2 separate regions of the Homo sapiens genome follow, and region 1 is linked to region 2. Evidence: chromatin contacts called from ENCODE POLR2A ChIA-PET data. All regions are on one chromosome and are shown on one strand. Each heading gives the region's core, a stretch centred on a gene start or an enhancer-like site at or near the end of the contact. The rest is flanking DNA. Distances are from core to core; before and after follow the strand shown. Region 1 overlaps HOMER2 (homer scaffold protein 2). Region 2 holds the start of SNHG21 (small nucleolar RNA host gene 21).

Region 1 (5,781 bases), core at 2,860-5,359, 170 kb after region 2:
GATCCCAGCCACAAGTGAAGGTATGTTACCAGCTAGAGCAGGCTGAGAGCAGAACAGCTGCCCTTTATCTTGGGGAAATAGCACAGGCACCTGTCCCTCCTCTCCCAGGGCCCCAGGGGGAACTGCTGGAACAGCCCTTTCCTTCGCACCCAAGGACATGGCACATGATACCAAAGACACATGCAGGAAGGTGCAAGCGGGGAAGATCCGCCCCCGTGGGGACAGCAGCAAACCCCAGTGTATGTGAGAGGGAGAAGTTACGTGTTTAGAATATTATGAGATTGAGGCATTTAAGGGAAGTCTTCAAGGAAGGAAAACTAGTTAAGAAGAATAAACCCATTGTTCTACAGCCATGGTGAGCTTGCTGTAAACACTTGGAAACAGTGTGCCTCCCACCAGCCTTTCATATGCTGCAGGCCTATGCACACAGTAGGCCCAAAATACTTGCTAAACTAGATTATTTGGCTTTAAAATTATATCACATGTGCCCAGCAAGGCAAAACTCATCTCTATTATTTCCCACAATGTCAAGGGCAAAAGTGAAATCAACCTCATCTGGTCTAAGACAGGTGTGGGGGCCCCAAATCCTTATAGTTTAGGGGCGAGACTGCTGCTGAGACTAGAGCCCTGCAGGACTGGGTCAGCCTGCTCCTCAGCTGGACCATCTACTCCGAGGAGCAGCTCGGAGCAGGATCATGGAGAACACCTGGGCAGCAAATGGCCCAGAGCTAACTAGGGACTAAAAGCAGGCAGCATTGCCCGAGCCGCATTACACACTCATCAAAGTCCCAGTGTCTACTCTCATAAGAATCCTTCAAAAATCTAACGCTTGACCCTAGGGACACAGAGATATATAGACGCCATCCCTCCCGGACAGCACTCACTGGCAGTGACTCAGGATGAGTACTGGGTGCAGAAACTCCAGCACCTGAGGGTACAGATACTCAGGCCACGGTGCTCTGGGGTTCAGGTGTCACAGCCAGAGGTCTTTGCCAGGGATCCTCTAGAGCAGGCAGATGCTATTCTCAGGACAGTGTGATCATGTTGGGACAGTGCCCACGGGACAGGATACCACAGTGCTCAGATTTCTCTCCTACCAGGGCCTCATTTCCGTGTCCTACTTGAGTATCAGGCCCCACCTCAGCAGGTGAGGCTGGGTGGTCTGGTGGGGGCTCATTCCCTTAGTTCTTCTCCATGGGGTTTCCCCTCCACACTCACCTCCACAGCTTTGAGGACATGTCTATGTGATGACACCTGAATGTGTACCTCCAGCCCAGGTGTCTCTCCTGAACCCCATGCTTGCACCTTACCTCCCTGCTGCTGTTCTCCCTGCACCCCTATTTCAGTGACTCACACCACTGGATCTGTCACTATGGCAGAAACCTGGGAATCTCACACCCAGCACACAGCAGGAACATCTCCCTCGCTGTCCTCTCCTCAGCAGCCCAGGCTGTCAGCCTCCTACCTAGTAGTGTCCTCCAATGGGCCACAGGTGTGTTGAACTCGGCCCCGTAAATGGCTGTGCAGGGCACAACTCTGAGTGTCAATCATGAAAGACACGCAGACTCATTACATCAACTGCCTGGCAGATCACAGATTTCCAGAAGGTGTCTTAAAGAAGCGTTTTTTTCTAATTTGTACAAAGATGTCACTTGTCCTGGGAAGAAGTAGCCTGCTGAGAAGGGGATCTCAACCCTCAGGGTGCAGAGCAGGGCCTGGGCCACAGGAGTCCCAGGGCTGGGCACTGTTTTGTCCATTTGCCTAGGTGCTGTAAACATATTTTCCATGTGTCCGTGACACTAAAAAGATTGGGAAACACTGACCTAGATTACACCAATAGCCCCTCTGTGCTTCTGGATCTCTTCTGTTGGCAAAAACAAGCTCAGGTCTCTCCCATTTATACCAGACATGTAAGTTAACATGCCTGCTCTACCCAACACCTCTCTCTGCCTTCAGGCCTTACTCAGGGAAGTCACAACGGGTTGCTCGTCCATACAGGATCAAGGACAGGTTGGCCTGTTGGCCAGACGCCCAGCACAAACAGCTCAGCCCAGTGAGGGAGAGTCATTAGGTAAGCCATCAACCACCTCCCTGCAGAATTCAGTCATCATTGTTGCATGTGGAGTCCCTTCTCATACATAATCATACATTACTAGTATAATAATCCAATTATCCAACTCTCCCAACAAAGAGGCTTCACAGATCAAACTGACCTCAGGTTTGAGCATTATTTACAAAAAGGTCAACCAGAAATTAATTGGAACGTCCAGTACCAGGAAGAATCAAGTCAATAAATTAACACAATAGAGTACTATGTAACCCTTTTAAAAAAGAACATTCTTATGACTATATAAATATTGTTCCCTGCAGAGGCAAAAAATGTGCCAGGATTATAGTTCTTTCTGTACAGTTCCAATGTCAACAGCAGAGTGCTACTCACAGGAAAACATTCCTAGTATCAAGGTCAGAGAGAAGCTTCTCCTTTCTAGCACTCTCCCAGTTGTTCAAAAGCAGGCGGTATCTTTCGTGCACTTCATATTTGAAACATGACATGCTTGTGATAATTTTTAATTTTTGTGATGTTTTCCTATTGCCTTCTCTATCGAGGAAAGAAACACAGCCCGTCTTCCCATAACCCTAGTATATTCCAGCTTGTTCACTCTGTCCATTGTCTGGAATCTGCTCCAGTCTCTGTCCTCAAGATATTATTCTTGGAGCCAGTAACTTCCACCTGTAATTTGGAGTGAATGCTTCTGAGGCCCATTCATAGCCATCTGTCCAGAAGTTCTTTTCACCAGACTCCCAGGAGCCATCAATTCTTTTTGCCCACTTCCCCACATCATGACCTCCTTCATAGTCTTCGCCATTGTTTTGCTGTTGTAGATCCTCAAGATGAGCGGGAGGTCAACTTTAAGTCCTTGCACATCAGGAATGGCCTTTACTTTCCCCCTTATACTTGATTGGTTTTGGCTGGATGTATCCTAGGGCTGCTGTACCAAATTCCCACAAACTTGGGGGCTTACATGACAGGAATTTATTTTCTCACAGCTCTGGAGGGCAGAAATCCGCAGTCAGTTGACTGGGCTGAAACCAAGGTGTCGCCAGGGCCATGCTGCCTCCAGAGGCTCTAGGGTTGGAAGCTCTAAGGAAGCATCCATTGCCCCACCTTTCCCAGCTTCTAGAGCTGCGTTCCTTGGCTCATGGCCTCCTCCTCCATCTTCAAAGCCTGCAGCAAAGCATCTTCAAAGCTCTCTGCAGAGATCCTCACATCCTCTTCTCTATTCTGTGTGTAGTAAAATCTCCCTCTGCTACTCTCTTCAGAACACTTGTGATTACACTGGGCCCTGGATAATGCAGGATAACCTCCCCATCTCAAAGTCCTTAACTTATCATATCTGCAAAGACCCTTTAACATATACGGTAACGTAGGTTCAGAAATGAGCATCTGATATATCTATGGGAGACATTTTTTAGCCTACCACTCTGGGGGTAAAACAATCTTTTTTTTTTTTTTTTTTAAGACACAAAGTCTTACTATGTTGCCCAGGCTAGATTCAAATTCTTGGGCTCAAGCAATCCTCTTACTTCAGCCTCCCTAGGAGCTGCGACTACCACAGCACTCAGCTTAAAACAATTGTTTTAAATGGCTTAAAAAAAATGATTTTCAGACGGGCATGGTGGCTCACACTTGTAATCCCAGCACTTTGGGAGGCCAAGGTGGGCAGATCACCTGAGGTCAGGAGTTCAAGACCAGGCTGGCCAACATGGGGAAACCCCATCTCTACAAAAAATACAAAAAATTAACCAGGTGTGGTGGCACACACCTGTAATCCCAGCTAGCTGAGGCACGAAAATCACTTGAACCCGGGAGGCGGAGGTTGCAGTGAGCCAAGATCGCACCACTGCACTCCAGCCTGGAGGACAGAGTGAGACTCCATCTCAAAAAAAACAGGTTTTCCCTCATGTGCCACTGTGCAGGCCTTGCTCCACTCTTCTCCTGTCATCTTATCTGATGAGAAGCTGCTTCTGCTGGCTCCTCCTCCCCTTCCGGACTCCTTGGTGCTGGAGCACGTCACACTTTCCCCCTTTCCCCACGCTGATCTGAGCTGATACCATGCTTCCAAATACCATCCGCCTACCCTGGATGCACGCCAGACCAAGGAAGACTTTATTCTAGAATGCCAACATCCACACTCCCAGTCTTGGCTCTGCCAGTGGAGTCCACTCGTCCCCCATCCCGCTGATATGCACAGTGTCCCTGTGGCAGGAGTATCACCTAGTATCACCTGAGACCTCCAATTAAAGCCCCAGCTTCAGCACCACTTCTCACTCCTGCCCTTGCTGGACCTGCAGACTCAGTTCAGAGGGTCTCTGGGGTTGTGCAGGGCAGACTGGTCAGCTACCCCAACTCCCTGTGGCCCCTCCACTCAGACTCTGGGCTCTGGTCTCCTCTGTGCTATATTTCTGACATTGCCTTTCCTCTACTAGCTTTCTATGGTCCAGAAATTTATTGTAATCTCTCAACTACTGATAATTCCCTCCCATTCATTTTGCTGTCCTGGGATTATACTTTTCATAATCTCCTTATTATCATTTTAATGGGTTCTGGGGAGAGAAGGTATAAATAAGCACAAGTGCTGAATCCTCCATCTTGAACATTAAGTTAATCTCATTCATTTTTCAGTTATAACTTGCATATGCTTAAAAGATAACAGATATTCTATTCTAAGCTCCTTGTCCAAGGGCTCCTATTGGTGGGAGGTTGGAGGTGGGCTTGGCACATTCAGATTTACATCCCAGCTTGTCACACCCACCCCACCTCCAACACTGAAAGACCTTCCTTGTATGAGCACCACTGCCCCTGACACAGATCTGCCAGGACACTTTAAGGAACTGGCAAACATATGTGGGGTTTCCTCTTTCCAGGATTTGTTTTAAAGCAAATGAGTTCCATGGCCTTCCCTATAATGCCAGACTACAGGCATTGAGGCATTAAGAGAATGCACAACTCTAAATCAAGAACACTTTTTGCAGGTTCTATCAGCCCAAGAGAACCTTTTTACTCAAAAGTAAAGCCTGCATGATACCTCCCTGCTTTACAAAGCCTCAAGTTTAAAAATAAACATGGGCATTTGAAGGAGCACAAAAATAGTTTGTGTCCACAGCTTTACATAGCCCAGCGGCACTAGGTATATGCTGGCTCGGAAGAAGCCGAGAGAGGCCACATTCAATAGAAAGTTAGCCCTTGTGAACCTCAAACGAGTGAGACACAAGTGAAGGGAGCCTTTTTTTATGCTTGATTCCCTTGTACTACACAGGGCCAACTGCACTCCATTCAAACCAACCACAGGTGTCCGCCTGTCCAGCTATTCATGAACAGGTTGTGAAGGCAGCCTTCTGAGCCAAAATCCAAGTCCTCACTCAGCCTTTGTCTCCACCTAACTTTGTCATCTCCTCCCTATCAATCCCTGCACCCAACCTACAGGCTTAACAGATGTCCCTGCTCACCCCATACCTGTGCTTTCCGAGGAGCTGTGCCTTCCTCCAGAATGCCCCCTGCTCATGTCACCCCTGCACTGAGCACACCACCCCCAGGTCAGAATCCTACCACCCTTCAGGGCAAAGTGCAAATTGGTCACCTCTTCCATCAGAGGCACGTGGCTCCAACACCAGACTGGGTTCTCTCCCTGGATACCAGCTCTCTCTATACCTCACTCGTGGCCGTCATATGTTATTCAGGCTCATCTTTGGGTAGCTAGAGATGTGTTCCCCCCAAATTGG
Region 2 (6,614 bases), core at 3,970-6,469:
GGAAGGAAGAATTAGGATTATTTCATTATTATAAGGAACACTGTTCAAGAAATGGTATAGTGTTATTTGAAATTGGGCTTGGATTAGCTGTAAATGTACATTGCAAACTCTAGGGCGACTCCTTTAAAAAGTAAAAAAAGTCACGCCTGTAATCCCAGCACTTTGGGAGGCCGAGGTGGGCGGCTCACGAGGTCAGGAGATTGAGACTATCCTGGCTAACATGGTGAAACCCCATCTCTACTAAAAATACAAAAAATTAGCCAGGTGTGGTGGTGGGCACCTGCAGTCCCAGCTACTCAGGAGGCTGAGGCAGGAGAATGGCATGAACCCGGTAGACGGAGCTTGCAGTGAGCTGAGATCGCGCCGCTGAACTCCAGCCTGGGTGACAGAGCGAGACTCCGTCTCAAAAAAAAAAAAAAAAGGTAAAAAAAGAAGTATAAGTGACATGGTAACAAGTGAATAAAAATGGGATTCCATACAAGGCTCAGTTAAAGCCACAAAAGGGGCCGGGCATGGTGGTTCACGCCCATAATCCCAGCACTTTGGGAGGCCAAGGCAGGTGGATCATCTGAGGTCAGGAGTTTGAGACTAATCTGGCCAACATGATGAAACCCTGTCTCCACTAAACAATACAAAAATTAGCCGGGTGTTATGGTGTGTGCCTGTAGTCCCAGCTACTTGGGAGGCTGAGGCAGGAGAATCACTTGAACCTGGGAGGTGGAGATTGCGGTGAGCCAAGATTGGGCCACTGCACTCCAGCCTGGGTGACAGAGCAAGACTCTGTCTCAAAAAAAAAAAAAAAAAAAAAAAAAAAAAGCCACGAAAGGCAGAAAAAAAGTAGAAGACAAAAATAGTTATAAAGAACAAGGGCAGCCAGGCATGGTGGCTCACACCTATAATCCCAGCACTTTGGGAGGCCGAGGCGGGTGGATCACCTGAGGTCAGGAGTTTGAGACCAGCTTGGACAACATGGCGAAACCCCATCTCTACTAAAAATACAAAAATTAGCCAGGCGTGGTGGTGCGTGCCTGTAATCCCAGCTATTCAGGAGGCTGAGACAGGAGAATTGCTTGAACCCAGGAGGTGGCGGTTGCAGTGAGCCAAGATCATGTCACTGCCTGCAGTCTGGGCGTCAGAGCTAGACTCCATCTCAAAAAAAAAAAAAAGAACAAGGGCAACAAATAGAAAACAGTAACAAATATGATAGATATTAATTCAACTATATCACTGTGAGGCCGGACATGGTGGCTCATGCCTGTAATCTCAGCACTTTGGGAGGCTAAGGCAAGTGTATCACTTGAGCCCAGGAGTTTGAGACCAGCCTGGACCACATGGCAAAACCCTGTCTCTACTAAATAAATACAAAAAATTAGTGGGGCTTAGTGTGCCTGTAGTCCCAGCTATTTGGGAGGCTGAGGTGGCAGAAATCACCTGAGCCCAGGAAGTCAAGGGTACAGGGAGCCAAGATCATGTCATTGCACTCCAGCCTGGGCAATGGGAGTGAGACACTGTCTCAAAAAAGAATAATAATAATCACGTTGAATATCAGTGGTTTAAATGCACCTAAAAGACAAAGATTGTCAGAGTAAATTAAAAAAAAAAACAAGATCCAACTATACATTGTGAACAAAATAACACACTTTAAAGACAAATACAGATTAAGAGGAAATGTGTAAAAAAGAGAAAGATATACCATGTTAACACTAATCAAAAGAAAGCAGTGGGATGTTCAGGCAGTCCATGTCAAGTAAAATAAATAAATAAATAAATAAAAGAAAGAGGCCGGGCATGGTGGCTCACGCCTGTAATCCCAGCACTTTGGGAGGCCGAGGCGGGCAGATCACGAGGTCAGGAGATCGAGACCATCCTGGCTAACACAGTGAAACCCCGTCTCTGCTAAACAAAATACAAAAAATTAGCCGGGCGTGGTGGCAGGCGCCTGTAGTCCCAGCTGCTCGGGAGGCTGAGGCAGGAGAATGGCGTGAACCTGGGAGGCGGAGCTTGCAGTGAGCCAGATCGTGCCACTGCACTCCAGCCTGGGTGACAGAGCGAGACTCCGTCTCAAAAAAGAAAGAAGGGGGGCGGGGAGAGAGAGAGAGAGAGAGAAAGAAAGCAGGAATAGCTATATTAATTTCAGACAGAGCAGAATTCAATGAAGGAAAAGTTATCAGGGATAGGCCGGCCACAGTGGGTCAGGCCTGTAATCTCAGCACTTTGGGAAGACAAGGCAGGTGAGTCACTTGAGCTCAGGAGTTCAAGACCAGCCTGGGCAACATGGTAAAACCCCATCTCTAACAAAAATACAAAAATTAGCCGAGCATGGTGGCGCATGCCTGTGGTGCCAGCTACTCGGGAGGCTGAGGTAGGGGGATCACCAGACCCCAGAAGTCAAGGCTGTAATGAGCCATGAGCTGTGATTGCACCACTGCATTCCAGCCTGAGCAATAGAGTAAGACACTGTCAAAAAAAAAAAAAAAAAGAGTTATCAGGGATAAAGAGAAGCATTATGTAATGATTAAGAAGTTATTTCTCCAAGAAGACATAACAGTCCTTAAAGTGTATGTGACTAGCAACATAATATCAAAATATGTGAGGTAAAAACTGATAGAACTGCAAAGAAAAACAGATGAATCCATTGTCATAGTTGGAGATTTCAACATATTGCTATCAGAAATAAACAGATCCAGCACAAAGAAAATCAGTAAAGACACAGTTGAACTCAACAACACCATCAATCAACTGAATAATATTGACATCTGTAGACGACTTCATTTAACAACAGCAAAATACACATTTTTCTTAAGCTCATAGGGAACATTCACTAGGAGAGACTACATTTTGGGCCATAAAATACACTTTAACCCACTTAGGAGAATAGAAATTATACAATGCCTGCTCTCAGACAACAATGGAATTTAACTAGAAATCAATAATGGAAAAATAACCTAGAAATCCCAAAATATTTGGAGATTAAACAATATACTTCTAATTTACATATGAGCCAAAGAAGAAATTTCAAGAGAAATTTAAAAATATTTTGAATTAAATGAAAGTGAAAATATAATCAAAATTTGTGGGAAGCAGTTAAAACAGTGATTAGAGGGAAATTAACACCATTGAATGCATATATTAGAAAAAATGAAAGATCTAAAATCAATTTTAGCTTTCACCTTAGGAAAACAGAAAAAGAAGAGTTAATTAAATACAAAGTAAGTAGAAGAAAACAAATAATAAAAATTAGAGCAGAAATCAATGAAATTTAAAACAGAAAATAGAGAAAATCATTGAAACCAAAAAGCTTGTTCTTGAAAAAGAGCAATAAAAGCAAAACACTTCTAGTAATCTAACTATAAAAACAATTGAGAAGGCATAAATTACTAATATTAGAAATGAAAGAGGGGAACATCACTACAGATCCCATGAAGATTAAAAGGGTGATAAAAACTCTATGCCCAAAAACAAAAACAAGAAAAAAACTCTACGCTCATAAATTTGATAGCCTAAATGAAATGGACCAATTTCTTGAAAGATACGATCTGGCAAAACTCACACAAGAAGAAACAATCTGAATAGGCCTATATCTATTTTTTAAATGGAATCAATAATTGATAACTTTCAGAAACAGAAAGTACCAGGTCCAGATGGTCTAACTGGTGAATTCTATGAAACATTTAAGGAAGAAATTATGCAAATTATCTATAGTCTCTTTCAAAAGATAGAAGTAGAGAGAATCTTTCGTAACTAATTTTTTTTTTTTTTGAGATGGATTTTCGCTCGTCACCCAGGTTGGAGTGCAACGGTGCCATCTCAGCTCACTGCAACCTCCACCTCCTGTGATCAAGCGATTCTCCTGCCTCAGCCTCCCAAGTAGCTGGAACTACAGGCACCTGTCACCACGCCCGGCTAATTTTTGTATTTTTAGTAGAGGCGGAGTCTCGCCATGTTGGCCAGGCTGGGCTCAAACTCCTGACCTCAGCTGATCCGCCCACCTCGGCCTCCCAAGGGGCTGGGACTACAGGCGTGAGCCACCACGCCCGGCCCCTACCCATCCTTTAAAGGGATACTCCGAATGTCTATGAACACTCAGATAAAACTGAACTAAATTTGAATCCACTTGTACTACATTTATTTGTCAACTCTTCGTTTGTCTACTTCTTGAGAACTTTAACAGCTGTACTGGGTTGGTTAGTGTCGCCCCCAAAATTCATGTCCTTCCTGGAACCTCAAAATGTGACCTTATTTGGAAAGAGTGTCATTGCAGATGTGATTAGTCATGATCAGGTCATACTGGAGTAAGGTGAGCCTTTTACCTAACAGGACTGGTGTCCTTATAAAACACACAGAGACAGAGACACACAGGGAGTATACCATTTGATAACAGAGGAAGAGAATGGAGTAATGCAGCTACAAGCGAAAGTACACCAATGATTGCTGGCTCCCACTAGAAGCTAGGAAGAGGCAGGAAGGATTCTATCCAGAGTCTCAGAAGAAGCAAGACCCCACTGACATCTTGATTTCTGACTTCCAGACTCCAGAAAGCGAGAAAATATATCTGTTGTTTTAAGCTATCCAGTGTGAGGTACTTGGTTATGGCAGCTTCAGAAAACTAATACAACAGCAATTTCAATTTCTACTTTATCTTCCTAGCCCCAAGAGTACCATGTGGCTATTAGAGTACAGGATTATGTAGGCTCTCAAATCCCTTCCATGGTAAAAGAATGATTGGGCTTCCAGCAGTGGCCAAGAATTGCCAGACGCTTATGAGCGCCTGCTGCGAGATGCTTGTACAGTGAATGCTCAATAAAGTGGTGGCCATTATAACCGCAAGCAATGAGACTACATAAATAGTAAGAAACGAAATAGAACAAGGGGCAGCGGGAGCAAAGAGAGAAACAAGGGCAGCTGAGGAAGGAAGCCTCAATTCCCCGGAGGACATCCGCGGGCGGAGGAAATGTGAATCTGCAAGTCGTTCTCCCAGACCCCGCTTAACGATTCCCGGCCCTTTCTCCACTCCCTACAGCCCTCGGACCCAGCAACAACCGGATCCTGTGCAGGTCTTCCCTGAGTCCAACGCGATTCTCCTGGATAACGTCAACCAGCTGAGCGATTCTGAGCCTGCGCGAAGCTCCTCGGCGCTTCCAGTAATGTCACGCTGGTGCGTGGGGCGGGACTTCCTCTCACGCGCAGGAAACGAGAAGGGCTTTTCCGCCGGAAAGAGAGTGGATTTACTAGGAAGGTGGGACGTTGGAGGGGTGGCCGCATGGAGTGAGTACTGTCTCTGGCCACCGAGCAGAGCCAGTGACAGCAGCGTCCTGGTAGGCAGGCAGGCGTATCAGGTTTCAGAGGATGCGGCTGGGAACGGGAGTAGAGGTGAGGGGTCGTTGCATCTGTCGCGGTGTGTATCTTTTGGGGGTTCAGCGCCACCAGCGACTTGGGCCTCATTCATCGCGCTTACATTTCTCCACCTCATTTGAAGAACGAGCTTCGTAGCCCACGGAGCTGAGGTTAGTATAAATGTGGAAGGGAGAAGTATGCACTCACCAGACTAAAGTTTACAGTTTTCACATAGGTTGTGCTGTTCTGTGTCCCATAAGGGCCTGCGAGAACCCAGACATTCTGAATCGGTGACGCCTGCTGGAGGCAGCAACACCTGTTGCATTAATTTTAGAACACACACACACGGAGTTGGTAATTCTTAAGCTTCCTGAATCTGCTGGCGGTCATTTGGTGTCAGAAGCAGAGCAAAGCCATCTTGGTCATCTCCCTCCTTTTAGCTTAAACCGAAGCATGATGGGGGAGATAGGCCGAAAGTTATACAGCTTGTTAATAACAGAGCCGAGAGTGAAAGCGCGATTTCTTCATTTTTAGCCCGGAATTATTTGTTGTACACCATACTGTTTCTTTGCATTGCTAGACAATTCGTCTTTTTTTACGAGGTTGACGGGGAGTTGCAAGGAGGAGTGAAAAGGGTGGTAATGTACATCTACATACAGTATAAATCCATGAAAGGCAAAATCCGTGTGTGTTAGGAGTTAGAACTGTGTCAGTCATCTACATCTTCCATAGTTTGTAGATGGAGATGAGTCTGTCACGTCGCTCTGTCATTTCCCTTTTAGCAACAGATGTGTAGTAACAATATGTGAAGAAGGAACTTTCATTGCCTGTTACATACATTTACACAGAGCGGCCTGGGGTTCACTGAGCAAGCTATGTGCTCACCCTAGAAAACTGATTCTGTAGAGTGCACTGCAGTCAAACCTCAGCTGTTTTAAGTAATCTTACATTTGGTGCTTGTGTGGCTTAAGTGTCTTGTGCATTATTGCAGTCATCTCTCTCATGTTATGAAATGGAAATGTGTTGTAGGAAAGTGGCAAGCCTGTGAAGAAAGTAAGTGAGCCTGAGGCCCAGAAAACCATACATTAGCAAATACTGAAAAACTGTTCACATCACATAGGGGGTATCTGAAGTACTGAGGAGCTCATTTAACCGGATGTTCATTGTGGGGAAGCCATGAATAGCCTCCCTCTCCTGGGTTCAAGCGATTTTCCTGCCTCAGCCTCCCGAGTAGCTGTGATTACAGGTCCATGCCACCATGCTCGGCTAATTTTTGTATT

What was found. ChIA-PET counts read pairs that join two places held with the same protein, here RNA polymerase II (POLR2A).
Region 1: POLR2A ChIA-PET joins it to region 2 with 14 read pairs in activated naive CD4-positive, alpha-beta T cell. The contact joins the enhancer-like site here to the promoter of SNHG21 in region 2. POLR2A ChIA-PET finds 5 or more read pairs at or near these places in 7 of 52 experiments (A549, BJ, HepG2 and 4 more).

Annotation. Positions count from the first base shown.
Region 1 is chr15:82,917,347-82,923,127 of GRCh38, forward strand. All of the region lies in intron 1 of HOMER2 (homer scaffold protein 2), which reads right to left. LOC105370928 (a long non-coding RNA gene) reads left to right here. Exons shown (of 5, transcript XR_007064741.1): 3 at 1-20; 4 at 1,957-2,071. Among named protein-coding and RNA genes, the nearest start is that of HOMER2, 32 kb to the right of the region's middle. Within about 2 kb of position 4,110, at least 4 of the 41 ENCODE cell types and tissues checked have a DNase peak (open chromatin) inside an H3K27ac peak, as active enhancers do.
Region 2 is chr15:82,745,345-82,751,958 of GRCh38, forward strand. SNHG21 (small nucleolar RNA host gene 21) reads left to right here and starts at 5,220. Exons shown (of 3, transcript NR_110098.1): 1 at 5,220-5,504. RefSeq lists enhancers at 4,904-5,033, 5,324-5,393.